Linked DNA regions of Mus musculus: region 2 is linked to region 1. A link is a loop called in an ENCODE intact Hi-C map of the cell type or tissue named here. Cell type or tissue: left cerebral cortex. All regions are shown on one strand. Links, peaks and the distances in the headings refer to the core of each region. The heading gives the core; the rest is flanking DNA.

What was found. Hi-C counts contacts between places; a loop is a spot of excess contacts. Peaks named below come from ENCODE experiments on the same cell type or tissue, not always from the same donor. Only the 100,000 strongest peaks of a DNase experiment are listed, where the experiment ranks them.
Region 2: it touches region 1 in a loop (2.1-fold over the local background); 8 of 42 quality-filtered maps call a loop at or near these places.

The regions. Positions count from the first base shown.
Region 1 is chr6:17,103,398-17,119,563 of GRCm38, forward strand. The region is part of intron 1 of Gm4876 (predicted gene 4876); the gene reads right to left. Tes (testis derived transcript) reads left to right here. Exons shown (of 7, transcript NM_207176.3): 7 at 1,196-2,428. The coding sequence ends at 1,384. Among named protein-coding and RNA genes, the nearest start is that of Gm15473, 46 kb to the left of the region's middle. In left cerebral cortex, for the core only: a CTCF peak has its summit at 7,351; DNase peaks (open chromatin) are centred at 7,388 and 11,406.
Region 2 is chr6:17,455,491-17,471,656 of GRCm38, forward strand. Met (met proto-oncogene) reads left to right here and starts at 8,467. Exons shown (of 22, transcript NM_008591.2): 1 at 8,467-8,758. In left cerebral cortex, for the core only: a CTCF peak has its summit at 8,030; DNase peaks (open chromatin) are centred at 8,039, 8,489, 8,929, 9,623 and 1 more place; H3K4me3 peaks cover 1,724 bases.

The DNA of each region.
Region 1 (16,166 bases), core at 4,009-12,008:
TTTGACCTGTAGATAGAGTCTCTGTAGTAAGAAGCTATGCAGCTGTAAAGTATACAAAAAGTATACTTCGGGTCTGGAGGGGCTGTGTACTATGGATCATCTCAATGCCCAACAGTGGCCGTCCTCATTGCAGTAACTTCCAACCAAGAGACAAGATCAGTGCCGTATGGTATGCCCTCAGTTCTTGGAAAACAAAGAGTTTAGATGTTTCACATTTTTATTCGGATCACATATAAGCAAATGACTCTGGTGCTTTGGAGCGTTCCACGAGGTAGTTTTCTGCTATAACACAAAGGCTTGTTTCTTGTTCTCTTTATGTGTATGCTCAGTTATGGAGAGTATTATGCGCATGTTTACCTCACTTGTATATTGGAGTATAACATACACAGGATACTGACTAGGAATATACCTCCGTTAGCACAGTACTCGCCTAGCATCCATGATGCCCTGGATTTGATCCCCAGCGCTACCCAAATCACCCAGCATCACAGCACGTGGGAGTTGCAGGGAAGAGTATGAGGAACTAAGGTCCAGACTAATATCTTTTCCAAGACAAAACAAGACAAAGAGTGCTGCAGGGAGGGAAAGTTCATGGCAGAGATCAGAGATAAGCAATGACTAAACTTATGGCAGAGCAGAAGCTAATTAATTGCAAGTCGTATCTATGACGTGAACGTGTCATTCTTTCTTAAGTACTGTTTGTAGTTTTCATCGAATCCTTAATTATTTTGAGCAGGATTTTAGTTTAGTGGGCGTCAATAACCATGTGCATCAGTGTCGTAAGCGTGATGCGTCCATGTCGTAGATAGGATGTTACCACTCCAAAGCGTTAATGAGTGAGGGAAAATAATCTTACAGACTTTCCTGCTAGTTATTTTGGTGAAATCTACTACAATTTGACTGGGAAAAAATGCAGTGTTTTGGAATTTGCCATCAGAACTTACAATTTACAACACCTCAGGGACATCTAAGGTAGTCCACCTGTAGATGGACTTCCTGCTACCGGCTATTTCTCAACACACGTAGGTCCCTGATGGCTACAATGCTTCACAAAGATGTCACTGTCACCTGTACATCTTTTATAGCCTCTTAAAACTTAACCATCTACAGACTCAGGTTCAGCCTGCCCTCAGGTGCAGGTGCAGCTGGTATGGCCCGTCTCTAACCCTCTTCTCTCTGCTTTATTCCTGAGCAGGTGTGTCAAGGATGCCACAATGCCATCGACCCGGAAGTGCAGCGAGTAACGTACAACAACTTCAGCTGGCACGCATCCACAGAGTGTTTCCTGTGCTCTTGCTGCAGCAAGTGTCTTATCGGGCAGAAGTTCATGCCCGTAGAAGGGATGGTTTTCTGTTCCGTGGAGTGTAAGAGGATGATGTCCTAAGAGGAGTGTACCAAGCCGTATGGAGCCATAGCTGTCCACAGTGGCCTGCATTTCATGATAAACTGCAGTTTGAAAAAAAAAATAAAAGGAAAAAAACCCTACATAATAAACCAGAATATTTTGTCTAATATTTTTTTCTTTTTAACCTTATGAATTTTGTCTGTCTTAATTTTAAATGACTTTTCATGATTTAAAAAAAAACAGTAAAGAATTGTAGCTTTTATTTCTATACATTAATTAAATCTTTGAATTGGAAGCTTGAATTTAATCAGTCCTTATAACTGCATACTCCTAGTGCCAAATTTATATTAAGTGATAGATATGAAATCACTTAAAATTAGTGTCCTGGGAGAGATGACCATTTTAACTTCTATGCTTATTTCACATGGGAAATGTAAAGGAAGTTGCATGTTGCCTGACATGACGCTGTGCACATAGCCTGCCTCATCGATGGATGACAAGGTGACATCAGCTCGGTGAATCCTTCTGGCAGACAGCGTGGTCCACGATGGGCGTTCCTTTGCCTAAGCCTTTGCATCCCCTGGTGAGGCAGAGGGGCCTCTCTCACTGCATCTCTCTCTCTGTTTACCTCACCTCCCCATGTTCGCTTTTGCATCTAGTGACCGCCATCTGTGGCCTTGCATATTTTCTATGTGTGTGGCTGGAACAATATGTGCACTTTGCTCTTAGAGATTATTATTTTTTGCCCAGAACATAAAAGTAGGCCATTCATTTAGTTATTTTTTTTTGAAACCCAAAGAATATGTATAGGTTTTGGTACCCAGGGAATTGTAACTTGTGCTAATATCACCTCTCTGCCATGCCTTGACTCAATTTTGCATGATTTATGGTGTTACCAGATGGATCCTCTCTTGTGCTACCTCTGAGCTTGCTGTAGACACAAAGGCTATTTTCTTTGCCTGTGCACTCCCATCCTTGGGTGTTTTTAATGTTTTCCCTTGTATGCATTCATACATAACTATGCACTATAAATATTAAATGGAATGACTTATGTTATTGAAAATAAAGTCTCTTTCACTTTAATAATTGTCTTTCTATGTCCTTTTTGTGAGTGGGAAAATCCTTCTGCAGTTGAGTGTCATGTACAGCAGGGGGCACTGTCTCCAAGAGTAAAAATATTCCTGACAAAAGTAAAGGCAGCTGCAGCTAGGGCAGACAGATTGGATTTGTCTTTGCAGATAAAGAGTGGGTTTCATAAAGACTGAAACCAGGACTTTTTGGTAATTCTTAAGTCATGCAGGAGTCTGTTATTTTTTTAGTTAAACTTTAAAAGGAGTCAAGTGTTGCATTTTTAGTTGTTTTGGGAGGATTTTTTTTTTTTTTGAGACGGTGTCTCACTAGGTAGCCCAGACTAGTCTACCTCAAACTCTCAGTTCTGTGTCAGCCTTCCAAATGTTAAGCTTTCAAGTGGTGTGCCCCATTATGCCTAGCTATAAATAGGATCTTATAAAATTTCCTAAGTATTTTTGGGTCTGGATTCTAGATTATTAGCAGACTTTGTATGCGTGGGTTTTTTCTTCAGTTTGAATCTGGGTTGGTTGTTTTGTTTTGAGATAGGGTCCCATGTATCTTAGGATGGCCTCAGAATCGCTACATAGACAAAGATGACCTTGCACTTCTGATCGTCGTTGTCTCTTTCTCCAAGTGCTGGGGTTTCACCAGTATACCCTGGACCTGTTTTATGTTGTTTCTTGGTCAAATTCAGAGTTTTGTGCGTGCTGAGCACACATCCTGCGCATTGTCCTTGCCCCCACTCTGAATGTTTGTGTCTTAGTAATCTTAGTTTTTCTGACCCATGATCAGGGTGTTTGGTTTGGTGTTTTGTTTGTTTGTTTTCAGTTACTGTTGAGTACTGCTGCTCTGTGTGTGAGAAGCACACACACACACACACACATACACACATACATAGAGACACACTCATACATAGAGGCACACTCATGGAATAGATCCCTAAGTACTTACTCAACAAGCACACTGAATCCCATCTGCATTCTGGCTCCTCCGATGGTGAAAAGCACCGTTTGGAGTTTGAACACACAGAACGGTGTGAAAGTTGTCATCCAATTCAGCATACAATGCCCTGGTGAAATACACCACTTTACTCTTATCTTTGCCTTGGTTTGCCTTAAATAGTAGAGATATTTTCCAGTCCATTTTGACTATAATGTTTAATGCCCCCCCCCCCCATTGGCAAAGTGAGGCTAAAGCAGAATAGACTCTTCCCAAGTCCTCCGGCTGGCTGTCCCAATGCCTCTGACTGAGACAGAATGAGGGTGACACTAAGTGTCATTCACTAAGAATAATTACATGTATCTATCATGGAACAAATGAAATGTGGGGATGGTGTAGATCCACCAGGCCTGGATCTCCCCTCAGTAGTTAGTTTGCCCTTGCAGTATAAGATTGTGGCCTCCTTGTCTAAGAGGTGCTCAAGATACCTGGACATGTTTGTTGTTAGTTGATGCCCATGTTTGCTTCTGTTGCTATGATAAACACCATTACCATAAACAGTTTCAGAGGGCATTTGGCTTACAGATTAGAATCCCTTATTGAGGGAAACTCAGAAAGGATCCTAGAGCCAGAAACTGAAACAGACTTTGGAGAAATGTTTCTACCATCTTGTTCCTTTTGCCTTTCTTACACAACTCAGGCACATTTGCCTAGGAATGATACCGCCCACAGTGGGCTGGGCCCGCCTTCATCCATTAGCAATAAAAGAAAATGCCTCATACACACATCTCTTTTCAAGAGTCTACAACACTGGTTCTCAACCTGTGTGTTGCGGCCCTTTCACTGGGGTCTCAAGGCCATCTGAAAACAGGTAATTACTTTACCATTTGTAGGAGCAATGAAAATACTCCTATGGCTGGGGCTTAAGCACAACCTGAGGAACTGTACTAAAAGGTCACAGGCTTAGGAAGGCTGAGGACTACTAACTACTGTGGAAGCAATAAGCAAATGCTAGAAGAGGCAACTGACCAGTGAAGCAACAGAGCGATCTTCCCAGGCTGGGGGGAGGGGGGGATAGAACCCTGACTGAGCTCCCTTACTACAAAATCCAACACTAAGCAATTCCCTGGAAGTTGAAAATGGAAGTTTTAAATCTAGATTTGTGTGTTTCTTTTACTAAATGTGAACCATGTAGAACATTTTTTTTAAATTCTAATTACCTGGTATTGATAGATTAATATTCTTTTTCTCATTAAAAAATCATTCTAGGTCAGTTCTCAGAAGCAGATCTTACAGGGTTTTTGGTTTTGTTTTGTTTTTTTTTTTGTTTGTTTGTTTTTTTATGCCTGGTACGGCATGAATTTGACAACCACATCATTACAGTTCACAGTAGCAAAAGGCTCACTAAGAGAGAGTGTAGAACAATTGCTGGTACTTAGGCAATACCAGAGGTGTCCTCTTTCTCCACAAAAGCCATCATCTTGGATATTAAAAGACATGACAGTGATCTCTGCTTTTCCTGTCCTCCAAACAGCAGTGGGAACTCAAGAGCAGTGGGTTCAGTGAGGAAGGAGAAGGGGGAAATGTCTTGGGGTCCAGGAAATTCAAAGGAAGATGCAGACTCAGCATCAGCTTCTACACAGTGGTCCATGAGAGATGCTTCATACCCTCCCTGGATGCTCATTGATTGTGAACTACTTCAGGGAGGCTGCACGTACACTGTTCATCTCTAAATAGAACAATCTTGGATACAAATAGGATTTGAGAAAGTGATGTTTTGCATATATATATAAATATGTATATATATATATATATATATATATATATATATATATATATATATATGTAATTTCCACTGATGGAATCCCAGTCGCTCAGGTGTCCTGTTGGCCTTCACATTTGGGACATTTTTAACAATTTTTTTTGTTTTTAACTTCTTATTGTATATGAATTATACACCATGCACCCCCAATCCCACTCATCTCGTCACCCCTTTACAGCATCTATATCTCAAGTCCTGGGGTATCTTCTCCATCCTTGCAACCTCCCCTCAAAAAATAGAAATAAAAATAAAAAAATTAAAACCTCAAAATCAAAACAAAACAAAACAAACAACAACAAAAATCTCACTGTGGAAGCTGCAGTGTGTCACAATGTGTCACACGGGTATTCCTTTGGCCAAACCTCTTTACTTCCAAATGTTCATTGCAATGAGTCTGGTTTGAGGCCTCTGGCTTCTGCTATACTATCAATACTGGAATCTCACTGGGGTTTCTCTCAGATATCCTGTTGTCGGTCTGTGTCGTGGAAACTCTGCAGCTTTGGATCTGCAGGACTGGCCCCTTCACACACTCCAGCATTTCACAGATGGGGCAGATGTTGGGGTGAGCATATTCAAAGCCCTGGATCTGGGCCTGGGTTGGAGTTGCTGAACCCATCAGCTTTCCTGTACCCAAGCCACCAGGCTAGGTCTACTGTGCTGCCCAGGTGAAGCGCGGGGGCTTTCTGCTTATTTTAAACAAGATATTACAGATTGTCTCTTTTTAATAAGTCCTGACCATACTGCAGTGTCTGGTCTTTAAGCATAGATTTCCAAATTGACTCAAGTGTTTCAGACGAGTTTCACCATAGGCAAGAGAGTCAGGGTTGAGTCATTCTTAAGCAATTTGTAACACGTAGTGTTTAAGCTCTTCCAACTTTGCTATGGTAACCAAAGAGACACCACCACCCAAGAACAGTTTTAAGTTCTCATCTTAAAATGACCTGGCATATCTGAACTTGTCTTCTGAGTTTGTCTGTAACTCTTTAGAACACTTAAGACTGTCCCTGACTGCATAAAAAATGCCTTTCCTGACCCCTGGTAACTGTTCAATGTTAACTCTTGACTTTACTGAGTGCTTACCTGTGTGAAAAGGCCTGCTTCCTTGTGTTGTGTAGATAGAAGTTTTAGCACACAACCTGACAGGCATTGTGGTTTGATTAATAGGGTGTGTTGTTTTGGTTTTTCATATATTTACCGGTGCTTAAATAACTGTGGCTAATTATTCTGTCCTTTCATGGGAAGCAAGTCATCGTAGCTTCTATTTAATCTGATAATATATTTTGAAACAATCAAAACAAAATGCCATTAACCTTTATGGTTGTTTTGAATGGCATTTTAAATGACATTTATAAAGGCTGTTATTGATCTTTCTTCGATGTGCATTTCCACAGGATGTCTTGCCCTTCACCCAGTAACAAAAGCACCTTCTACCCAGTTACCATTGCTAGTCAACCGCTATTGCATGTAGACACGTTGGAGTCAATTCTCCATAAATAACATCTGACTGAGGACTGGGATACCATGGTAGAATTCAAAAGAAATCTGGGCTTAGGAGTCAAAACAGACACATGGGGAGATCCCATGGAATCTCCTCTCCAGTTACAGCTGGATAGGAAGGAAGGCAAGGGGACTGGATTTTAGGAAGATGGAAAAATCAGCACAAGTGTTGTATGAAAATCCATGTGTTTGTTGAGGTCATCACACAACAACAACAACAACAACAAAAGGGAAGAAAGCATGAGCCAGGGACTGACATTATCAAAGAACGTGGAGAAAATTTCTGAAGTTTAACAGAAAATGGAGACTCATATGTACTCAAAGATCCCACATCCTTGGATTATGTGGGGATATAATCACACACTCCAGCACTCTAGCCTGAAGTGCCCTTTTTCCCTCTCGCTGTACTATCGAATGCTCAAGTAGCTTTGTCTAATTAGTTTGCCCTTTCATTGGGAGCATGCCATTGGAGTCGCTAGTTAACACAATAATTAATTTTTAAACATTCACAACAAAAAATGGAATAGAATGATTGGAAAAGAAATAGGGGGTAAAGTCTAAGGCCGCTATATCATGCTTAAAGAAAACTGTGACTCTCAAAAATCAAAAGAAACTAGTACAAATAAGAGAGACTGCCTAAGGAAAGCAACTACCTACTTCTCAGGCACTGCAACCAACCTGCCTGGGAGGGGCACCAGAGACTTTGAGATAGATCTAGGAGTTCAATTCAGCCACGAAATGAAGAGGCGTTGGTTATAGGGGAGTCTCCAGTTCACAGCAGTTAAGATTTCTGAGTATAAAGAGGAATTCAGGAACAGAGGGGATCAGATGAGGAGACTAACGAAGCTGAATGGGTGTCTGGTTTCCAAATGAGCCTGACAAGTCTGGATGCCTGGGATAAAAGGGGCTGGCAGACCTGCTGAAGTTCAGCCCCAGTAGTTTCCTAGAAAAAGGTGAGCAATCAGGAATGCCGGAGCAATAATTGAAAACAACTGAGTCTCTGTAGATGTAAACGGGACTGCCATCCAACCAGAGTCGTCTCCCATGAATTTCTGTCATTCTGTCCACTCTGCTGTCTTCCACTGGGCCTCCATCCTAGGCCTTGTCACTTCCTTGGCACCCCTCCCTAACACAGCATACGTGATAAGAAAGAAAGGAGGAAAATGAATGTCTTACACTCTAGACTGGAGGAAAAATTGCTTCCAGAATTCCCCAGCCGACTTACCTACGCTTCTATTTCACTGGTTACAAATAAGTCATGTGTTTATCCCATCAAAGGTAAAAATAAATAGTGTCTATGACTAACTTAGCCTCTCATAATTTATACCCAGAGGGCTAGGTCTGTACTCAACCAACACAGTTTTATGAACCAGGGGGAAAAGCTGTTGCATTTACAACCAACCAAGATGGCTGCAGTAGCTGTTTAGATTGATTCTCCATCCAGATGTGCTCTCCTCTCATGCGTGTTTCTGAAGTTTGGGGATAGTGTTAGCTTGTGGGATGACACAACATCATTTGTGAACACAACCCTTAGGCAGGAATTCACTTAAATGGACAGGAAATATATGTCCCTTCAGAATAAGGGACAATGGGACATGTTCAAGGTGGCTGGTTACTGGGCTTGGCTTGCTCTTCCCACAGTCTCATCCCTTCCTCCTCTCCCCATCTCCCATCTTCCTCTTCTTCCTCTTCTTCCTTCTTCTCCTCCTGCCTCTTCTTCCTCAACTCCTTCTCTCCTTCTTCTTTTTCTCTTCTTTTTCTCTTCTTCTTCTTCTTCTTCTTCTTCTTCTTCTTCTTCTTCTTCTTCTTCTTCTTCTTCTTCTTCTTCTTCTTCTCCTTCTCCTTCTCCTTCTCCTTCTCCTTCTCCTTCTCCTTCTCCTTCTCCTTCTCCTTCTCCTTCTCCTTCTCCTTCTCCTTCTCCTCCTCCTCCTCCTCCTCCTCCCCTTCCTTCTCCTTCTCCTCCTCCTTCTTCTTCTTCTTTCATTTCTAAGCCACAGGCCATTGCTATTTTGCCATAGCATACCATCCCTAGAACAGTACTAGCTAATCCCATGCATTCTTACCATTCAGATTGTCTTGCTATCTGAAACAGTTATTTGCCTAGTCTGTTCCTACTGTCTCTATCACCATACCCAGAATTTCATTTCAGAACTAGAAACCATCTTGAGGTTGACTGTAATTTTGTCTTTGGACTTCCTGCCTATGCTCTCACTCTTGATATAAGTCATTGGTTCTCTAATTGGAGCAGCCTCAGAGTCTCCTGGGGGACTTCTGAAATAACTGGAACCTATTCCTCACACTCTCTGATTCAGTAAATCTTGGGTATGGCACAAGGATTTACATTCTCACAAGTTTCTGGGGGAAGCTGGTGCCAATGATCCACAGTTTCGGAGCTCTTGTTCTGATCTACTCTTTACTCTTTTGCCAACGTCCAGGATGGAAATAGCGTTTCTAGGCCACTACTTAGAGCATCAAGTACTAATCCAGCCTCCTCGCCTACCCTTTTGTGAGACGCACATTGTCATCTACATTTGGAAGTGCTACCCTTACATCTTCATTGCTTGTTTGTTTTTTTAACTTGGTACCATTGGAAGCCTGCTCCATTACACTACTTCATCCACCTAGTTTGAGACTTCTCTTATGTGCTCACAAAGATCCTGAGTTGGTTTTTTGTTTTGCTTTATTTTTTTGATTTGATTTGATTTGATTTTTGTTTTAATATCACAGACCTGCTTGAGCAAAGACATATGAATCACGTATTCAAACAAACGAACCATCAATTCTAATCCTCAATAGAGATAAGGGCATAGTGACTGACATTCAAGTTTGTCAATACTTAGCATGTGAGGGCATTCACAATCAGAAATTTACATCATGTCTTACATGTTTAAGTCAAATTTTAAAAATGAACTACTTCCATTTAATTGCAAGTGATAAGCTATAAGGGTGAAACTTTGAAAATTGTCATTCTAAGAAACTTAGTGCCAGCTCTGTCTAGGAAATATATACAGCATGGTTTTACACACACACACACACACACACACACACACACACACACCCCTCTTTTCACTCTATATTCTGCTACTGAGTTTGAATTGGGGACAGAGGAGAGTTGGCAGACGGTGCAGTGCTGCTGCAGAAAATTGGACGTCATTCTGAACATGGCTTCCATGCTGTGTTCTATGTTCACCAACAGGCCAGGCACCCAGCATTTGCCTTCATCACAAACACTCTTTCCAATGTGGAGTGCTCTCTTCATTTCTTGTTATTATGATATTTTCATATGCATGCATAATTTGTACTTTGCTAATTTGTGTCCCATGTCACCATCTCCTTTCTGTCTTCTCTCACTGTCCCCTCCCTCTCTTATCCACCTTCCCATCTTATATACATATATCTACATGTAGATGTTACTAAATGTAGATTCCCCATATGCTAGAAAACATGGGCTATTTTGTCATTCTTTCCCCCATTATTTCTTTTGTCCTCTCTTCTTCCTCCCTTTAGGCCCTTTCCTTCTCTGCCTCACCTTTCTCTTCCATAACCTCCCCTCATCCCCTGCCTCATACTCACATACACAAGAATCTTTTTGGACAGCTCTCCAAGCCTTGTTAGATTTTGACAAAGGATGAGTTACTAGTATGAAAATGAACTATGTGTGTGCATGTGTGTGGTTTGTATGGATATAGGTAGATGCACATGACTATACTTGTTTATGTGTGTCTGCATGTGTGTGTATGCTCATGCATGTGTGTGACTGTATGTGTACACATATGTATATGTGCTTGTGCACGTATATTTGTGTATGTGCTTGTGCTAGTGTGTGCAAGTGTGTGCATGTTTATGTTGGCACAGGTGAGTTGTATGTGTATATGTGTTTATGAGAGAGAGGGGGGAGAGAGAGAAATAGAGAGAGAGATTTGGAGCATTTTTTTCTAGTTAAAGCAAATTAGACTGACTTTTTAAATACTAAGCTCACGTTAAGTCTTTCTTTGCTTTCTAAAACTGCCATAATGTTTATTTGAGCAGAATCTTTAGTGTAGTGGCTCTAGGCCTACCTAGTGATGTGACCCCTTTACTATAGCTCTTCATATTGTGGGGACCCCACCAACCATAAAATTATTTCATTGTTACTTCATTACTGTAATTTTGCTACTGTTATGAACCGTAATGAAAATATATGATATGCAGGGATATCTGATATGTGACCTCTGTGACAGTGTCCTGTAAATCCCCTCAAGGGTTGAGAGCAACTGCTCTGGACTCCATCAGCTTATCACTTAATCCTCACAGCAAGGCCTTGAGGTAAGTCGTTTTGTCAAATAAAAAGTAACTGAGGATCAATGCCATTCGGCCATCATTTGGCCACAGTCATGCCTGTAGGCAAAAGAGCTAGAATTGGGACTGTGGCAACTGGGCCCCAGAATCTGAACCCTGCTCACAGCCCTGCACTGGCTGGCTGAGCATCCATACCTTCCTTCTTTCCTTTCATGGCCACCATGGCAGATCACCATGTCTGCACCACATAAAAGTAGTGGCCTTTGCTCATTTACCCATTCCGTGATTTCAACTTGCAAGAACCTCATCCTTCACAGGGAAGGGCACTCCTTAAGGAATTGCTCCATGGGGATTCCTACCTGACAAGGAGGCTGGCAGCGGCAGCAGCACCACCACTTGCTACACACAGAAATCTTTTTATTCCTAACAAAACTCCTCCAGTTCTGAGCTGAAAGCAAGATCCTCTCAGCCGAGGTGCCAAGGGAAACAAACTCACATTATGAAGTGTTTCTAACAAATGTTTTAGAGATTGTAAAGGGGTAGCTTTCTAAATATGCAAAGAATATGCAAGCAGCCAGTCCAGAAAATAAGCTAGCTCTGCAGCCACGAGCACTACTTCGGAGTTTTCTGTTTTCTTCTGAAAGTCAGCAATGCCCATTTATCAGTTGCACAATGATACTAACATTCTTTTTCTTTGTAGGACTGAATGATCCAAATGGCTTTATAGGTCTTTGGTTTTGAAATATATGCAATTTTATTGTAATTTTGGCACGCTGCAGCAGAATTTCAAAGTGGAATCAAAGGTTTATCTTTATAAAGTTTATAATCATTCCACAAAGCTCAAGATGTTTGGCAGTGCCTGGAGACTTAAAAACAGTAATAAAAGGCTACCATGAGGAATTCAAAGCTGCCTTGTATGGTCATGCTGACTGAAGCCACCACATACTTCAGCATCCCAAATCAAACTGTGATTGGAGTGTTGGATCTGGACTATGGTCCTGCAGTGAATTTAACTGGCTTGATACTTAACAATGGAGAAAGAGGTTCAGAACAGTAACAATGCCTCAAATTTTACAGAAAGAGAACAGGAGAAAAATTAAAGAAGTGAAACAGACAGACAGACAGACAGACAGACAGACAGACAGACAGACACACACACACACACACACACATTGCTGCACCCTATCTTACAACTGTAAACTGTGCTTCTTCCCCTCCCCCCAACCTGGAATGAACAGTGTGTTCCTGCCAGGTCCAAACACACTCAAAATCTGTGATCCTTCAGGCCTTGGTATCTCAAGCTCTTGAGTTGTTAGCAGTCAGGAAAGGGGTTTCTTATGAATCACAGTTGGCAAGGAGATTGAATGATATACCCTAGTTCTGTGCCACAATCTATATGCAACGAATTTGAACAGAAGACACATCTAAAGCTTAGCTCAACAGTTGATTTCAAAGAATAGAGGGCAATATAAAAAAACAAAACAAAACTATGCTGTGGAAAAGTTTACTCCTCAAATATTGTCTGGAGACAGGGACAGGAACTGAGCTGCATACACTAAAGCCCTGAGGCTTCTGATTAGGAAATAGCCCCATTTTGACCTCTTTAGATGCCCTAGCTTTCCAACAGAGGTAATAGAAACAGTTCAGCAGTGAGTTGAAGGGAAAGACGTGCCGTGAGAACGCATAGGTACCACAGTCAAAGCTTTTGGCCAGTTCTCTTGAACAAATATAAAGGTCAAAAGAAACACAGCTTTAACTGTAAGAAAGCAAAGACTCTTCCATGATTAGGGACGTTTATCAAAGTTATAGACAGACGTGAGAATGTTGTTCCTACCACGTTCTTTACAGGTTTACACTGAGCTGAAAATATGGGTTTGCTTATCAGCAGTATGCACTTACATAGCAAAGTGAGTTATAACTAGCTGTCATGCTTGAAGTTTTATTTCAGAGGAAATAGATAGTTTGTGTCTCTCAGATGTTGTTATCTTCCCTTTTGAATTTCATGAAAGCAGAACATATCTGTAGACATAAGAATAAACAATGAAGCCATTTTGGGTGAACAAGGAAACAGAAAATGTGTGGCTAAAATTTAAATTTTCTATAAAATTTCATAGTTAAAATTTTCTCTAAAAGGTAAGTGTAACAAAGTCATAAATTTTCCCAAATTATAGAGAATTACTAATGTTTCAGAAATATAGAATATCCACATGCCACAAGTTTTCCTCTCATGGCTAAACAATACTCTGAGCATGCACTCTGAATTGTCAACCTTAGATATTTGAGATGGAAATGTGCATGATGCCCATTGGTTTGGGCTGTTACTTAGAGGACAAAAGCCAAACCCTATTCCTTTCCTCATCTGTACAAAATATCCCAAAAGATACCCAAGTAGTGTAGGAGAAGAGACATAAAAAGCAATCTGTTTTCATATGATTATAATGTTGACTCTCTTGAAAAGTTCCTTTCCAGTCAATAGTGTGACATCATCACCGGATATAACTGGTGTAAATGACCAATCAGACAGCCCTCCAATGGCAGGGAGCAAACATCAGGGCTGGGCTTGTTCATTTCCTCGACTGCCAGTGCTCATTGAATTCCAAGGACTGTGATAGTATACTGAACCCATGAGCCTGTGATGCTCATGCTGTGAGAAGTGGTAAGTAGGTTATGAGGGTGAAGCCTTCATCATTCTTATAAAAGAGACTGAAGAGGTCACCTGTCACGGAGAGGGAAGTTGGTTGTCTATGAAGAAGCAAGCCCCATCAGACCCACAGTCTTGATTTGGGGTTTTCAATTACAGAACTGTGAGAAGTGAATTTTCATGTTTTATAAGCCCACCAGTCTATGACATTTTGTTATAGTAGTCCCAATAGATTAAGACAACACATGCATCCTCAGAAGAAAGAAGAGAGAGGAAAGAAGAGAAAAAGAGCTTGGGAGGAAAAGGCCATTGGAAAAGGCCATTGCACTCCTAAGCAAGAATCAGAGTGGCCGGAAGGAAGGAGGCAGCATAGTGGACAAGCCTGAATCCCAGAAGGAAGGAGGCAGCATAGCGGACAAGCCTGAATCCCAGTCATGCAAACGGAACCATGTGTATTCAGTAAGGCCAGGCCTTGGATACCAGCACTGAGGCAGAAAGGTGCATGGATTAAACACATTGGTGATTTACTCCAAGTCACATTATGGAAATCAATAAAAAAAAATCAATGAAAATCACATTAAGGAAAGAAAAGAACTTTCCTTTGGAATCACCTAACTAAGTGATTTGAATTCTCTACTTTGCGTTACCTGTGTCTTATGTTTTCTTTCTGTCTGCTATGAGTCTGAATCTGTACTTGCCTGAGAATACTCTCCTGTGAATCTTTCGGTTGCGTCTATGTGTCTGTCGCTGTGTCTGTCTCTTTGTGTGTCTGTGCCCATCAATGGTTCTCTATTGAACAGTATAGAAATGTCACATGGTATAAAGGAATGGCACCCTTTCAGAAATGTTTAACAGAATTTCACTGGAGGTTAAGTCACTGGTTTCAACTGACCCAGAAAACAAGCAGCATCACAAATATCATCATTTATCAACTAGTATCTACATGTTGCATTCAACATTTACAGTGGATATTCATTTTTAGAAGATTGCTCTCAACCTCTGTATCTGCTGCCTTTAGCAAATGACACACATGCATTTTTCTGGGCCAGGGGCATGGAAGACCATGTAATTTAAGATTACATTTATAGTATAGCTTAGGTTTTAAATGTTGATTACATAGGAAATCCAAAGCAAATGAGGCTGGTTGCTACATTGTTTTCTTAAAGTCAGGTTAAGCAAGCAAGTTGAATGTACAGGAGGCTATCAGTCTTAAGTGACCTCAATGGGTATTATTAATTCTGACTGTGAGACCCAGCAAAGCTTCCAGTCTCTTAGAATGTGAGCTATTTCATAATATTGTATCACCACACAGAAGTACTCAGATCTCTATGTTCCTGGTCTAGATAGAGTCTTCCAGGTCAGCTAGGGCTATACATGAGAATCTGGTTCAAAATAAAAAAGTGACAATTTTGGTGGAAGCTGTATGAAACATTTAATTGCTTAATATTTTGCAGTTTTTTCTACATATTTCACATTTCATTTAAAAAGAACTTAAAAGTACCTGAATAACCCCACTGTCACTTGTTATTTTAAAGATATTTGTTTGTTTATTTATGTGTATATGTATTTGTGCCAATATGAGATGTGAACTACATACATGTAAGTGTCTGTGGAAGGCAGAAGGCATCAGATCTCCTAGACTTATCTATGCCTGGGAGCCATCTGATATGGGTTCTGGGAACCTGTCCTTTACAAGACAAAAGTGCTCTGAAATGGGGTGCCATCTCTCCAGCCCTAAGATTTGTCTTTAAAAAAATCAAAGTCAACAAATAAAAAACGTGTTGATTCTGCCATTTCCAGATGCAGGGCTCATTTTGAACCAAAATCCATAGACTCGGGGCACAAATACAAGGGAGGAAAATTAGCTATGTCTGGGATGTGTTTCTTCAGAATGCCATGTTGCTATATTGAGGCAGGGCAAGCTGGGAAAGTGTGAGTAAGTTTATGAAAACAGAGCATTGGAGTCTGAAACTTTTTCAGACATCTTTACATTGATAATCTGGACTTGCTAATGGTTTTAATTAGCCAATATCTCTACATTCAAACTACAGCAAAGTTCCAGCCTTAGTGGAGGCTTCATTGAACATATGTTTTTACTATAGTTTTTTTTTTTAATGAGCGAGCCACTCCTGAAAAGAACCCTGACACAATGACACATATTTGTTTATATAAAATATTCAGATATATTAAGTAACTTGTCCTCAATGCAGTGCTTAGTAGGATTCAGTCACTACAACCTGCTGTGTAAGACATGAATGGGAATGAAGGGGAGGTGGTCTATGGCCTCAAACACCAACTGAAAATGATAACATGTTAGGTTAGTATTTAAAGTTGCTTGAGAAAATCAACCTTGTCTTCTAAACTTTCCTAAACTTCATGTTTGACATGAATTTGTATTCCAGGAGCTGGTTTGCATACAAGTTTGATTAAGATAAACAACACTACAGTGAAAACACTTGCTTTAATATAGACTGCCCTTTTGCCTAAAACTAATTTCATTAGAAAAAGGGAGAACACTAATACCAAAATAGATTACATTAGCTAGGCTAAGCAAATGTCGGGGTTTCCAAACC
Region 2 (16,166 bases), core at 3,276-11,275, 350 kb after region 1:
AGTTATGATTCTCATAAAATACAGGTTTATGTTATAAAAATTGATGGATTTGGGATAATTTAATAGAAGCAAATGAACAAATATTGAAAATCAATATAAATCACGTTATTTCTTTGATCAGATTAATAAAATGATTTCTAAATATCCATCTCTCTGGTGCTATTTAAACTTTTGGTATGTCATCAAAATATAGAACAATACAGCTCTCAAGAAAAGATGCCTGCTGCCACGTCTAATGATCCAAGTTCAATCTCCAGGACACACATAGTGGACAGGAGAACACTTCTGCATGTTGTATTCTGGCCCTTGCACAGACTATTTCACACACTCACAAGTAAGTGTTTACAGAAAGTTTTCAGACTGTGTGATAACAATAAACTGTGTTTTCTTAACTTTAGATTGACAAACCCACTGGTTGCCAGGAGAAGCGATGAGCTGACAGTCCTTGATAACAGCTCTCGCGTGGGGCGCTCAGACCAAGCAGATGGACCCGACACTTGGAGAAGGCTTTAACAAGATGTCTTTGCTTATTCAGGTTATACACTCCTTGAAAGTTCCTCCAGCATAAGTTTAAAAGTTTGCAGATGATTTTGATCAGATCTGACAGTTTTGTCTGTAGGTTAGTTTCCAACTGCCTCTTGTGTGGAGTTTGGTTGGGTTTGCTGGATAGGCCAAAATGTTTACAATAGGCCAGTGAACGAAACATACTGTGTCACTGCCAACTCTCCACTTCTGGCCCTCGCTTGTGTGTTTATTTCCTTAATTCTTCATTGGCAACCTGAGGTTAGTCTGGAGGTACTGCCATTTCTCTTGTGTGCTTGAGTATATATTAGTAGTAATTATGTTTAGACTCTAAGGTTGTTAAACAAAAGGCCAACCTTTTGCCAATGTAAAAGTGTTGGAAAGTCTTTTTAATACAACCATGTTTATTATATTTCAGAACATATCAATCATGTATATTAGTTTCAGTAATCCTATCCAAAACCCTTCAAACATTCTATCATTTTTCAATTCCATAAGACTTACATAATTTTCCTTAAACTGTTCAATTTCATAGCTATTTTTGACTTGCCTAATTTACTTCTGGACTCATCAAATCCACTATCCCTAAGCTGATTATTTAATTATTTGTATTGGAAGGAGAAAGGAATTTTATCATATTTGGACTGTGCGGTAGTTAATAAGAACCACACCCTGAATACTTTCTGTCTCATAGAAGCCTCATTCTGCTGGCTAGAATTCAGACATGAGTTGCTCTATTTACTTCACATGAAGCGGTTTATACACAGTTTTGCTTGGAACCTGGCATTTTTAAAATCATTTTCATCAGGATTTAAGACCTTGCTTATAGCTGGAGAAACTGATCCCTGGGGACTTAACTACCCAAATACTCAATGTGTTAGCAGTAAGATCTAGAACTGCAGTAATTATGCAAAGACACATACAGACACATATTTTTAATTTTTATTTTGATATTGGTTGTTTTATTTACTTACATTTCAAATTTCAAATGTTGTACCCCTCCCCGATTTCTCCTCTACAAACCCCTTACCCATCCCCCATGCTCCCTTGGCGCTCCCCCATTCACATATTCCCACCTCCCTGCCCTAGCATCCTCTATGCTGGAGCATGAACATGGAACTTCCATGGGACCAATGGCCTCCCCTCCCATTGATGCCAGATAAGACATCCTCTGCTACATATGCAGCTGGAGCCATGGGTCCCTCCATGTATACTCTTTGGTTGGTGGTTTAGTCCCTGGGAGCTCTGGGGTGTCTGGTTGGTTGATATTATTGCTCTTCCTATGGGGTTGCAATTCCCTTCAGCTCCTTCAATCCTTCCACTGACTCTTTCATTGGGTCCTGATAGTTGGCTGTGAGCATCTACCTCTGTATTGGTCAGGATCTGGCAGAGTCTTTCAGGACACAGCTATACCAGGCTCCTGTCAGCAAAGTGCTTCTTGGCATCAGCAATAGTGACAGACACATTTTTTTTAAAAAAAGACTAGCCATAAACAAATGCTGATTCGCAAATGAAATTGTGTGTGTGTGTGTGTGAGAGAGAGAGAGAGAGAGAGAGAGAGAGACAGACAGACAGACAGACAGACAGAGACAGAGAGAAGGAGAGAGAGAGAAGGAGAGAGAGAGAGGTTGATTCCAGCTTTCTTCCCTTTTTTTGAGGCAGAGAATCCCATTGGATTTCAAGCTCACTTATTTAGTTAGGTTGAGTGGCTAGAAAGCCCAGGACCTACCCCTCTCCTTCCCAGGTAGGATTTTAAGTGTATACTGCTAACACCCAGCTTTCTACTTATGTGGTCTAGCCTCAGGTTCTTGAAGTTACACAGAAATAACTTTACTAGCTCTCCAGCCCCTGTATTTATTTTTACTGATTTCTTTATTTCCTAAGATAGACTAAAGCTTTTATAAACGTACTGAGATCTTAAAAAACAATTTCTTTTTGAGAATTTCCTGCATACAATGTGTCTTAATGTCCACCCCAACTCCTCACCTCCAACTCCTCCCAACCCCTCCACATCATGTCTCAATTTAATGTTCTTTCCATCAGCTAGTGCTGCCTAGGTTTATGGGTGCAAGGCCACTGACTGGAACACTGGCAACCAGGAGCTGCATTCCTGAAGAAAGCTGACTCCCCATCCCCTGTACCTCACTCCAGTAGTCATGGGCTTCCTTAGCATCTTAGCCAGGAATGGGACTTCATGGGGCCTCCATTATCAGTGCTGGAATGTTGTCTAGCTTGATCTTGTGCAGGTCATGTGCGAGCCACCTCAGCTCCTATGAGTTCGTGAGCACGACAGCTGTGCCACATCCAGGTTACAGTTTTGCAATAGTCCCCTAACTTCAGGTTCATACAGTCTTTCTCCATGGGTCTTTTATGACCTTCCGTGAGTCTTGGGATGTGGGGATGTGAGATATGGAATCTGTGGCTGAACATTACTCAGGCTTTTATTCTCTGTATTTTGATTACTTGTGAGTCCCTGTTTTCACCACCATCCACTGAGGGTCGGAAAGCTGTGCCACTCAGTGGGTACAAAAAGTAATTAGCATTTAGAAGGCAGTTTGATAATGTGTCTATTTAGCAGAGTAGTCGTAGTAGTAGGTTCTCCACTAGAGACTATGAGCTCCCAGCTGTACGTTCTTGGTCAACTTTGTAGTACTAGGCACGAGTGCTGAGTTTTAGATCAACAGATGGGAGATGTGGGCTAAATAGGAAATGACCACTCTAGTGCTGTTTGGATAAAAATGAAAATTGTCTTCTCTAAGACCACTTTCACCAATTTGCCACAAGGTAAAAGGAGAAAGAAAGAAAAGAAAACTTAGTGGCTATGGCTTTGAGGTGGGAGGTACTGACAGGAGAAAGGGTTCTGGGAGCCTCTTTCCAGGGCTTTCTCCATGTCTTGGCATCCATTTCTGCTCTTCTAGAGGACAGACCCTGTAAAGGCTCCCTTAGGATCGTCTATTCTGCCACTGATGCTCCCTTCCTTTCCCACAGTCCTTGTGTTCCTATAGTGGTTTAGCTGTAGTTTGTCTCTCAGCGATGCCTAAACTGGAAACATGGTCTCTGTGTGGTTGTGCCGCCCCGTGGAACCTCTGAGGCACGCAGTTACTGAGACCGTCGTTCCAGAAGGAATTAATGCTGGTGTCGCAGAAAGATTCCGTTCTCTTGAGACTGAGTTGTTATAAACCAGGCCATACCACACATTCGTTGCTCCCTTTTGCATGATGTCTGATCCTTGTGAGTTTCTCTGCCGTGTTGTGATAAACAGTCTATGGGACTTTTTCAAACAGCTGAGACTATCCAGATCTTGAAGGTTTCCTAAATTTTGATTAAAAAAGAAAGCTGCCACCTTTATACGTTATTTATAGTTATTTGCAGAGCAACAGAAAATGTACAAATACACACCCCAAGGGAAAATTCTGAAGTTGTTGAAACAAAGGCATTGGGGGAAAGAAACATCCTCTTCTTTTTTCCGAATTCAAATAATCTCTGCCCTGTCCTGACTGCCCAGGGGCTTGCTCCAGCCTGGGAAGTGCTTTTCAGATGGACAACCCAGAGGAACCAGCACCTTTGCTCCTCACTGTAGCTTCAGTCCGGTAGGATCAGGCAAGCAGAAGAGGAATGGTCTTGTCCTGAGTAGCAGCTGACTTCGTGGCCAGAGAAGAAAGGAAGTTAACAAGCAACAGTAGGCTCTGCCACTCCAAGTTAAATGACTGTTATTCATGCTCACAGTTTCTATTCATTATAGTGGAAAGGCACGGTCATGAGAATAGCAGCCTCGGGCCAATTGTGTAACCTTGGCTAAGCTGCAGGATCTCTCTGAGGCTTGATTTCCTAAGTATAAGGGGAGGGTGATGCATGGTCTGGAGTATATCATGAGGACATAAGAAAAAATCCAAGTATGTGACAAATACGCCGATGACTATTAAGGAAAATTAAGCCCTTGCTTGAGAAACGCAGAAACATTAGGTTAACCCGAGTAAATCAAATGACTAACAAAATGACAGCATACACCGTGTTAGAAACTCTGAATTGTTCTACCTGCACCTCCCTCAGTCTTCTGAGGTTATAACCGTGATGCCTGCAGTTTGTAGCCACGTAGTCTTCTTGTCCTTAGCGTTGAACAGGCTTGATCACATCCTTAGTGTCTTAATAGAAAACAGTTTTAGAGATGCAGACATCAGTAAATGGCAATCAAAGCCACTTCAAAGCATTGCATACCCAAAGGACCCACTTCTCACCATCATCCACAACCGAAGGCATAACTATTCCTCCATTTCTCTGGCATTGTCTTTCCTTTAAAGTCAGGTTTCCTAAAAATGGGTTATCTAGTGAACTAATTTCATAGGAAATTGCTTCTCTGGGTATTAAGAGCACAGGAGGCATTCTGCAATGAACTAAGTTTGGAGTATGGTAGGGGGAGTGAAGATAAGAAGAATTTTCTCTTTGTTCTGTTCTCTTTTCTCTCCCAGTCTGAATTTTAGAACTTTTACTATTCTAATGTACATGATATGTGTTCCAAAACTTAATAGAAACCCTCCATTCCCAGATTTTATTTACTCTCAGAAACAGCAGAAGGGGCCATCATCTAAATCTTTTATTGGTTTAGGTGAAATGTTTTCTTAGACACTGCAACAGAAGTGATACGGAGGGGGAGGTGTAGAACCTGAGGAGCCGGAACGCACAAAAGAACCCAAGGAGGCCAAGGTCATAGTTTCTCCTCAGAAACGGGAGCATGGTGTCAAGAGCCGAAATCTGCACGTGTTACACGAGATGATTATAGGTTGCTGACAAACCGAAGAGCCCATGCTTTTTCTACCATGATTTGGATTGTAAGAAGAAAAAAAAAAGCAAACCAAAACCTTTTTATAAACCTATTGTGTCTGCGAGCCCCCTTCATCACTTGCAGGCAACAAGACTTTGTCCTAAGGAAGTTACCTCCACTTGTATTTAAAAAGGCACACCATGTAACAAGATCTTGAGATCCAAGTTTTGATGTGCCGAAGCCAGTCAGAAAGGATGCAGCGTAGTTAGAGGAAGAGGTGGCAGTTCCCGTCTCCCTTGACCAAAGCTATTAGGCCCAATTCAAGGTTAAGATGTAAGTTTGTAACAGCTTAGCTCTGTGTGTTATCTACAAGCTGGTAGACAAGAAAACTTCCCAGTTTTTGTCCACTGATGTTTTGCCAGATGCTGGGATGCATATGTTACCACAGTTAGCTAGCAAGAAGCAGAGAAAAGTCTCACTAATTCGTGACCCCTGACTACTATGCAGATTCAGCTTAGGGAAGGAACACCTTGCTCCCATTTCAGGGAGCAAATCCATTCTGAGTTCTTTAAAGACTGTAGGTGACAAAGCCCTGGCTATTAGTGTCTGGTTAAACTGCTTTTCCCACAAACATGGACATTAGTGTCAGCATTAACTTCTTCCACGGTGATCGAATGGCTAGCTCTCCTTTATACACTACTTCTGAACTCAGCTGCATCTTCTCTTTTAAGCAAGAAACGAAACCCCTTTCTAAAGGCACCATCAGATTTCACCTTGGACTTCACTGCCAGCGTGACAGACATCACGCGGCTATCACTGGTTGCAAGGGATTCTGGGAGAAAATTTTTCAAGACTGAGAAGGGAAGTCAGGGGAGGGAGATCTGCTTGGAAACAGGTGCTGGCTTAGCCAGGCAACAGTATTAGCCACAGAGGTTTGGTTGGTCAGGAAAATACCAGTAGAACTTCATCATCCAATGTGTCACCCATGCCACAGACGCTAAGAAAGTCAAAGAGCAATTAAAGTTGGCTGCAAAAGCTTGGAATTAGGGGGTGTCCTGCCATCTTTAGAAACTATCTGCTTCTATCATTTTAAAGATGGGAAATACTTTTCCTAATAAATGAGTCCAGGTAGAGTGTAAAAGTTATACAACTTTTACAGTCATTCCTTTAATTATGTTATTTTTTAGCTAGCTTTATAAACTATTAATATCTTCTGGTTTATGGTTAACATATCAAAAACATAATTTTAAAGCCATTTTTTAAAACTGAACTGAAATTTGTCCTTGAGTAGAAAGCAGGGAAAAATTCTATTCTAAAAAAACTTATAATAGAATGCTTGCATGTATAATCCACTTTTCAGTTTGTTTGTACTGCCTTTTCTGAGCCTTTATACAACTTTAATTGTTTTTGTTGTTGCTGTTGTTCTGTTTTTCTATTTTTAATCATAGCACTCAAACTTGGAAAACCTGTTAAGGCAACTACATGGGATGTTTAAAAAAAAAAATCCAGTTAACATATTGCTATGGAAACCAGGAAATAGAAACAGCACGCTAATCATTCATTTAGACAACTACGGTGTGTGTGTGTGTGTGTGTGTGTGTGTGTGTGTGTGTGTGTGTGTGTGTAAAATCCATCTATTCACCTTCTATTGAAAGATGTTATAAACTTTCAAGCTAATCAAGATGGCTTTTTAAAGGCCAGGGGCCTTGTAACCAGTAACACCAGAGTTTCAGAATGAGCCACAACCTTCATGAATAGCGTGATATTTGGAAGGACCCGCTTGAATCAAGTTTGCTTGGCTGGAACCCCTGGACATAGTATAGACCCTTGAAGGAGATTTGAGAACTGGGTTCTAACCCTGGCTTTCTTAATACCAGCTGTGTGAGCTTCCTAGGAATTCGTACGGGCTGTTTTATTCATCTGCAAAATGATTCCGTGCAGGCCTCCAAAACTGTAATAGGAACTTTCCTTTTCCATCAAACTGAGGAGTGGTGAGGTAAACTGCTCTTGGGACTGAAATAGCTCTGTCTAGTGTCTGGTAATGTACTGAACACATACATAGCGCAGTTATAAGAAATGTATGAGACCTTCCTTGTCTTTGCTCTGTGTGTAAGACGTGTCCCCTGCACCTGTATAGTGGCTGTGGCTTGAATGACTCTCAAAGTTACTTCTATACATACCTCTATGTCCATTATCGAATCAGCTCTTCTGACAATTGGAAAGAACTCCTATTCTAAAAGGCAATGGATTCCTTAGATCCTTTCACCTTATTGTATCCTTGTAGGGAAATGCAAAATTTTAGAAACGATTCTAATAAACGAATCTTCCTAAGTAAATCCTTTTCAATTTCTTTTAATATTCGAGATTTGAACTTATGTGTTGGATTTGTTAGTTGCTATTTGTCTATGTAACCGCCTTGTGTCCATTTGTCTATTTAATTACCCTGTGTCCAGCTATGAGGAAAAAAAAGTGAAAATTAACCAGAAGCCTCCCCTGGGTTAAACTCCTGGGGTTCTTCCAGAAATCTGAGAAATTATACTAGGGGGATAATGATTGCAAAATGAAATCATTGGGACAATCCGTCCATGCACTCCCAACATTGTCTGTGACAATGAGCGCCTTGTTTCCGTGGCGCCTAGATCTCTGTCCACGCGGGTGAGTGCGGGGCCGCCACCTCGGGCGTGAGAGAGGCTGCAGCTCCGGGGTGCGCCAGGGGGTGCGTGCGCTTTGCGCGGGTGACTTTGGAGCACCAGGAGGGGGAGACTCGGGGCCACTGATCTCCCTCTGCGCTGGCTTCAGACTCCAGAACTGGAGGAGGAAGAGAAAGCGCATAGCTGGGGAGAGGGAAACTTCTCCACCTAGAAAGTTTCACCTTGCCGAGGGCGGGGGGTGGGGCGGGGCTTGAGGAAGTGCGACCCCCCGGGCTAAGCGTACTGGCTGCGGGAAGGGCGGGGACGCCAACCCCCCCCCCCCCAACCCTCCAAGGGTGGTGCCAGTCCCCATCTCGGGCCCCAGGAGGGACCGTTGGGGACAAACCTAGAGCGACAGGGACGAACAGACACGTGCTGGGGCGGGTACCCGGGTCTCTTCGCCTCCAGCCCGGACGCGCCCGGGCGCCGCTGTTGCCCGGCTGAGTCACGGGCCGGGCAGGGCGCGTGTGGGAAGGGGCGGAGCAGTCCGAGGGCGCTCGGCGGGGTTCGGCCCGGGCCGCAGGTGACCCGGACGGCCTCGCCGCCCGCAGCGTCCGAGCCCGGGTGACCCTGTGCGGAGCCAGATGCTGGGCGACCGCTGACTCGCTGGAGAAGGGCGGAGCGCGCGGGTGGTCCCCAGCCGGCTGACTTCGGCGCCGCGCGCTCCGGGCACCCCAAGGTACAAACTCCAGCCGCGTCGATCAGGCACCCAGCCTCTCCCAGCCCCTCTGCTTTCTTTGTTCCACTAAGGGAACTGGCTACTGCTCTGGAGGACAAGACCACCGAGGTGGGTGCGAGCCCGGGGGCTTAGGAAACTGAAGGTATGGGGTCGGGGAGGTGCAAACTAGAATTGAGCTTGTCGCTTTAGAAGGAGTGTTGTTGACGGCCACCTGTGTGACTCAGGGGCGCCAAGAGCATTAGGTGCTCCAGGGCTGCTGTAGCTCTGCAAGTTTCACCTCTGGGATCTGACTCAGCCCTTACAGAAGGGATCGGTCACCCTGTCCAGGGTGATACAGCCGGCAAGGTTTGAGCCCAGCTATTTCCTTGTTCCTAGTCTTGCTTTATCTGCCTTGAGGGAGCGCGCGAGGAGGGGGTGGGGGTGTCTTTCTCAAGGGCAGGTGTTTCTGGGATGGTCTGAATTTTTTATTCCTGGCAAACACACGGAGGGTGTGATCCATCATTTTCTATCCCACTTTATCTTTTTTTTTTCCTGGGACTCAGTGGAGGTGAAATACATTATAACCAGAGGTCAGGTAGTCTGGCTAGTAGCGGTGTAATTATTAAAAGACCAAAGAAAGTACAATGCAGAATTTATTCCAAACTGTGGTTTCCCATTTCCTACCTTTTTATGTTTAGAAGAGCCATTTGCTAATTTGGCAGTTGGCAGGGGTTCTAGGGGCTCACGCATGAATGCTCGTCCAGTGGCTTTTCCCTTATCACAGGCTTCTGTTCAAAGCAGCTCTGGGGCAGAATGAAAAATTGTCAACTTTCTTAAGCAAAATAATCAGGAGGCTCTAATGGCCAAGTTAAAACGGTCCATGACTATGAGGAGATTGTAAACGCTGTAACTGGATAGAATATAGACAGAATTTTAGGAAGACTGTCAGCATTTTGTAGCATTGGGTGGAGGTTTATTCTGTCGCTTCCAGCAGCCAGCCACACACACACACATTGCCATGCAAATGGATTCAGCAGAACGTTATTTTCCTTTATAGCTCAACTATTATAGCTGACTAATGAATTTCCTCTGCATGGAGATGATCTGAAAACGATGTACACGGTGTTTCCCTTTGCTACTGGGACATAAATTGTGCTTTTATGCCCCAGTGTTAGTGTTGCCCGGATTATTTACAGGTATATAGCTTTCCTCTCCAGCTGGAAGCTTCCTCGGCTTTGTTCACAAGTGTAAATTTCCACTGTGGAGCAGGAGTGGGTTCTGTTACACATTGCAGACTTGTCACTGTCATTTCAGGTTGTGATATACTCACTGTTTATCTCCTCTGAGCAGATAAATAACACACATGAGACGTACAACTTCAATAAGAAATTTGATGGTACCAAAAATGTGTTCCTACATAGTGCAATAGGTGCTTTAAAATTTGTGGTCAGTTTTCAAACTCAGCAGGGCCTCAGTCAATAGTTATTAACTTAGCCACATTCCGCTGTAAGCAAGATGGATTTATGGCATGTCGAGGATGATCAGGCAAGTACTGCCTTTCCCGAGACTGCTTTGTTCTTGATCATTGGCAACAGGGAACTTACGCCAGAGATGCACTACTGGCTTTGTGGATCTGAGGGCAAGCTTTATCTGTAAAATTAAAAAGTATAAATAACAGGCAGTTGATACGGAAGTCTAACATTTGTACTCCTTTTAAGTCAATAATGAGAGGAAAATAAAGTGTTTATAGCTTATCTCAAAAAGGCAAATACCTACAGTTTATGATTTCTAAGACCATGTAAACAGTGTCCCATATTTGTCTTAAACTTTTTAAAAAAAAAAATGAGGATTGCACTTAGAATTATATTTGAAAAGTCAATTTACAAAGCTGTTGATGGAAATAATTAGTTCAAAATAGGATGAGTCTGATTTTTCTCTTACAAGTTTATGTAATAAGGTAAAGGTTTTCTCAGAACAAAGAGGATAACACAGAAGGGGCTGAAGCTCTGTGTGGCTGCCCCAGTGACACTGGACATTGTGCCTAGTGCATATTATTGAGAGTTGCATGTTATTTTGCACTGAGAAAAAAAGATTATGAAACTGTCCTGAGGGCTCAGTATCTGACAGAGTAGTGATCTGCTGTCATACCCGTGGTCACACAGGACTAATCACACATCCAGATCCCCTCTCTATACTCCTCTGCTCCTCATCTCTGTAACTCCCATTTCACACAGCTTTCTGGTTTCTTCTTCACTAACATGAGGTTTAGGGATGGTCAGGAGGGGGCTGGGGTGTGTACATGTGTTTTGCCTGGATGCATGTGTGTGCCTGTGGCCATGGAGGCCAGAAGATCTCCCGGAACTGAAGGTAAGGTAGTTGAATGAGCGGCCATGTGGGTACCGTGAACCAAGCTTACTCCTCTGTTAGAGTAATCACTGCTCTTAAATGCTGAGCCATTTCACTGGCTTCCCTTTATTCTGTGGCCTGTTGTGTTTGTGCCTGGAGCACCTAAGTTCTTATCATTGCCCCTGAGCAACAAACTGAATGCAGAAACCCAAGTTCGAGGGGAGCTGTTTCCTTTCCCTGACCGGTATATGTCGCAACTCCTGTCAGATACTGAGCCCTCAGGACAGAGTTTCATGATCCTTTTCTCAGTGCAGAAGAACATGCAACTCTCACTAGTATGCAATAGGTGCAGTGGCCAATGCCAGTTTGGAACCATTTTGACTATGAGTTCTTAACACATATTGATTCATGACTAAACTCACATTTTTTTTTCTCACCAGAAATAGCAAAGAAGTTTTGCTGTGAGCATTAGCTGTGCTGGTTCTAGGCAAGCATCTGAAACTGGGCACGGGCGATGAAACGTTTCTGTCCTTGAAATGTTTACGGTCTGATTAGGTAGACAGAGATTACAGATACAAAATAGAGCTAAAGTCCATAATTATTAGGGAACATAAAGACCTTAACATAGCTAAGCCTGCTTCTGCTTATTTAATTCTTCATAACCTCCAAGAAGCTGAGCCTGGCTCATCTTAAGGTCTTCACAGTTTAAAGAGCCACACTCTGAGCTCTTTAGTTCATTCCCAGCCATCAGCAGAGGCTAAGCCCCTGGCAACGTGCAGGTGTGTGTGTGTGTGTGTGTTCGTGCGTGCGTGCGTGCGTGTGTGTGTGTGTGTGTGTGTGTGTGTGTGTGTGTGCACGTGCATGTTGCCAGGGGCTTAGCCTCTGCTGATGGCTGGGCTCTGCTGATGCTGATGCACGCGCACATGCGCGCACACACACACACACACACACACACACCTTCTCTCCCTCCTCCTTTCCCCCTCTCTCCCTCTCTCCTTCCCCCTCTCTCTGTCTTCTCTTCCTTTTAGTTTTCTTTACTTTCTCTCTTTGTAGAAAGACTTTTTTTAAAAACTCCATGACTTATTCATATGTGTGGGGTCTTCAGCCCCATTATCAGATTAAGAGCTGTGAGTGACTTTGTAATCTACCCTTCCATCAGAAAGCCCATTCTCAGATATTTCTTCAGCTGCGTTAAATTGTTTAACGTTTATATTCCCCTTGGGTTTTGTTTTAATAAAAACATCCAGTAAAATCTGACTACTTTGCTTTTCAAGGGACAAAATGAAGAAAGTGTTTTTATTAGCTATAAAACATAATTGAGAGAAAAAAATCACACGTGTGGCATTTGTACCAGGAGGTGTGAGCACTGTTAAATGAAGAACAATCAACTTTGAAAATCACAGACCCAGGCATGTGTGTTTCTTTCTGTGGTTGTATGCAAGTGTGTGTGTGCAATGGAGAGCACAGATTACTCTCCATTTTAACTTGCATCAACATCTGTAGCTACAGGGCCATATAGTAATTCTGTAAAGACCTATGGGTCAGATAAATTATATCGTGAGGGTGAAAACCCGACTGTACTTCTGAGACAGCAAGGCAAAGAAGTTGTGAGATGTGGTCAGGGAACTTCAGGTGTTAAGAACACCAAGGTCTTATTGCCTTGATTCATGGCATTTCCCAACATTCATCAGGTCCAACATCAGAAATATTGGTCCATTAGGTTAAGAAGGTTCTTTCTTACTTTCTGCCCTGAGCGTGGCCCAGTGAAATTTGTGGACAGTAATACCATTATAGTCAATGCTGGTCCTTTCCAGGGTGACAAGTGGATGCCAGTAAATAAGGCAGTTGCTGATGGTGTGCCTGTGTGCCGTGTTCTCCCATCTCCTGTATCTGTGTCCTTTTCCCTATCTTCTGTTCTGCCTATGCCCTTTATGAACATATGCAAACAGCTTAAATGAATGAGACCATCCATTTTTCTTAGGTACTGATGAAAGTTCCACCTCAGATGAGGCAGTCCCTACTTGGCATCCATCATTGGAGCTGTCACGTGACATCCCTGTGTGTCATGCACCGAAGTGTGCTTCTTCTCTTCTGAATTTTCAAGAGAAGCCACACAATTCCCAATTTTAAACTGTTGACTTGGTATCTTTAAAGCACTAGATATCCGAGAGGGATCGAGCATGGGGCCTTGGTTGAGCTCTGCCCTACTGTGTGACTCTTTCAGGTACTGTCCAAATGAGCAGCCCAGCCAGAGAGACTTAGCATATTTTCTAAATAAAGTGCTTATTTTTTTCTAGACTTCTTTAAAAGAATAATAATCCCACTGTGGAAAATTAAGTCAGAAAAGAAAAGGATATTTTATCAGTCATCACCTATTAGCGTATAGTTCTCTAAACTGGTCCACATGCTTTGCATCAGGCTACGGTCATTTCTAAGCAACGGGATAACCTAGTTATTTTGTTCTTCCACCGAGGCCCTAGTTTTCTGAAACCTGAGTCCATCATAACTCTGTATGTGAACTTCATTTCATTTCCAAGTTCTCTCCTTCAGAATAGACTCTCCTCTTGGAATATTGGCTCTTTATTTTGGATCAGACTACGCTCCCCCCACCCCCTTTTTGCTTCCCCTGCTATTGAAACTCAAAGCATGCCCCGCCTTGCTGGCTTTGAGGGCCCTTTCATAGCAGCCAGTGTTGCAATCTATTTTTCTAAAGGAATAAAGGTTGTGTATCACAGGTTATGTACGGACCTGTTTGCTTTACTCCAAAAAACTAGATAAAGTGCCCAACTAGAAGGCCATTGTGTAAGAAAAGAAGATTATGAGCTCTATGTCTTCCTACTATTTTAAATACAAACATAATAATTCTTCGTAAGGCAGTGCACATGTTAGGATCACAGCCCTTTTCCTGTTTTGAAGCGATTCTGTGTTGCCTACTAGTTGGAAATCTGAGATAGCGCCTAGGATCTCAGATTCAGTTTTGAAGTTATATGTTACAACAGCATGGCCTGGGGATCCAAAAATGACTCCAACTGCTGACCTTTGACATAAGGTAGTCACCCAAACTCTGAGAGAGAGAGAGAGAGAGAGAGAGAGAGAGAGAGAGAGAGAGAGAGAGAGAGAGAGAGAGATGGAGTAAATCTGTGTAACAAAATTAGGGGGACTGGGTCATCCCCTCAGAGGCCTGCTCATGTGAGAAAGAAAAGTCCCGCCAAGTTTTGCGTCCCTAAGACAACTCAAACTGACTTTAAAAAATAAGTTTTGGCTTAGCTTGAGACCAGAGCATTTTTGCTCTTTGAGTTTTAAACCTAGGGTTCTTTTAAGGGAAATTTAATCCATGTGTTTTTGATTCACTAAACCTTAAACCATTACCCATAAACTGGATGTCCCTCCGACCTCTTTGATGTCTATAAAATCTTTGAAACCATGGAACTACCCCCTGTTTTTCCAGAAAAAAAATTATGAAGTTGCTTTTTGCTGTGGGTCAGTAAATGGCATCTTTAAAAAATCTGGGATAGTTGTAAAGTATCAACACAGCTTTCTAATGGTTACTAACAGGATGGGAAACTGTTAGTGCCTTAAAGACCTGCTCCCCATGCTAATCAATTGATGCCCTTACCAAGGCCAAGGAAATGTTTTTGACATACCTCGTCTTTCTTACACATGTATCCCAGATAATTCGTCTCTTTTTTCTTTTAAGTTAAGCACACAGTAAACAAATCCTTAGTTGAGTGTTAAGTAAATGAACTTCTATTGTAGCCCAGAACCTTTTGCTTAAAGCCAGTCTTTGTATTCAATATCAATATCCATCTGTCATGTCTTAGAACAAGATCCATTCTGAGTGGGTTGACCTGTTTCGGCAAATTTCAAGAATAAGCCATCTAACTAAATATATGACATTTATTGAAATTCATTTTGTACCGTGAAGCAACTGCCTTGCAAAACGTGCTGAAAATAGGAAGGAATTTCTAGGCTAATTTGATTAAATATTCTGTTGTTACCATATGCTTTCTGAAAATTGATTTTCCCTCTCTTACTATTCCGGTCGTCCTTCCTCCCACCTAGACGTTGACTGATTGAAAGCTATGCACAGAAATGGAAAGGTATATGATGCATAAGAAGAGCAGCAAGGTGAAACAGGCTTAGAAAACATATACTATAGTTATAAATTACTGTCATGTACAAGGCGGGGATAAGGTTGCTCAGTGGTAATGGTGCTATTGGGTTTTGTTCCCAACAACAGTGATGACATAGTCTTTGAAGTGCATTGTCTGGAGAGAAACACCTTCTTGCTGTAGCTGGATTTCCTGTTTGTGAGTGATTTCTAGTAACTCTATTTCCCATATGAACTCAACACACGTATGTAGCTTTAAATGCAGGTGAAATGCACATGGATAAAATGCATGGCTGCTTTGGAGAGATGGGGAAGGTACAGGACTTGAAAGGGCCATGAGATCTGTTTTGATGTCAGACTCAGATTTTCTAATTGCCCGTTATATATTATCCTCAGAAATCCTTCCTCATGCAGGGCATGCAACTTGTGAGGGAGCAAAATCTGGTCATTTCTTATATTTTGTGAGGTTGGAAGAGAAGGGGGGAATTATGTTATTACAATTATAGATTTTTCAGTTGAATCTGAAGGTTTACTGCATTCATAAATCATCAGTAAAGCTTGTTTTGACATTTAGTTACAGATAACTGTATATAAGGAGTAACTTATTTATAAGTCTGATTTTGTTCTTGTGCTTGGCTAAATCACTAATAACAATGTTTTTTTGTTACACAACTGTGTTGCAAATATTTTTAAACTCCAATTAAAAGGCCTTTACCTTGATAAATGAAGAAATGTGACATATATTTCAGACACTATAAAATTGTTCAGTTTAAGACATTTGTGGGAATAACTTTTATCACAGATGCAGAAAACCAGTGATACCTGGAGTTTGTGTTCGGTACTGAATCATTGAGAAAGCAGAGGGAAATGATAGGAAAATACTTGAAGGGTCAAGGTGCCATGTATGTCAGTGTCCCATGAGGAGCCAGGCTGCCTGCCTTCCTCCCTCCCTCCCTCCCTCCCTCCCTCCCTCCCTCCCTCCCTCCCTCCCTCCCTTCTTTCCTTTTTTACAGGTAGTTTTCGTCTTGATAACTTTAATATAGTTTAATCATGTTCACCCCAAATTCTTCCCCTTAATTC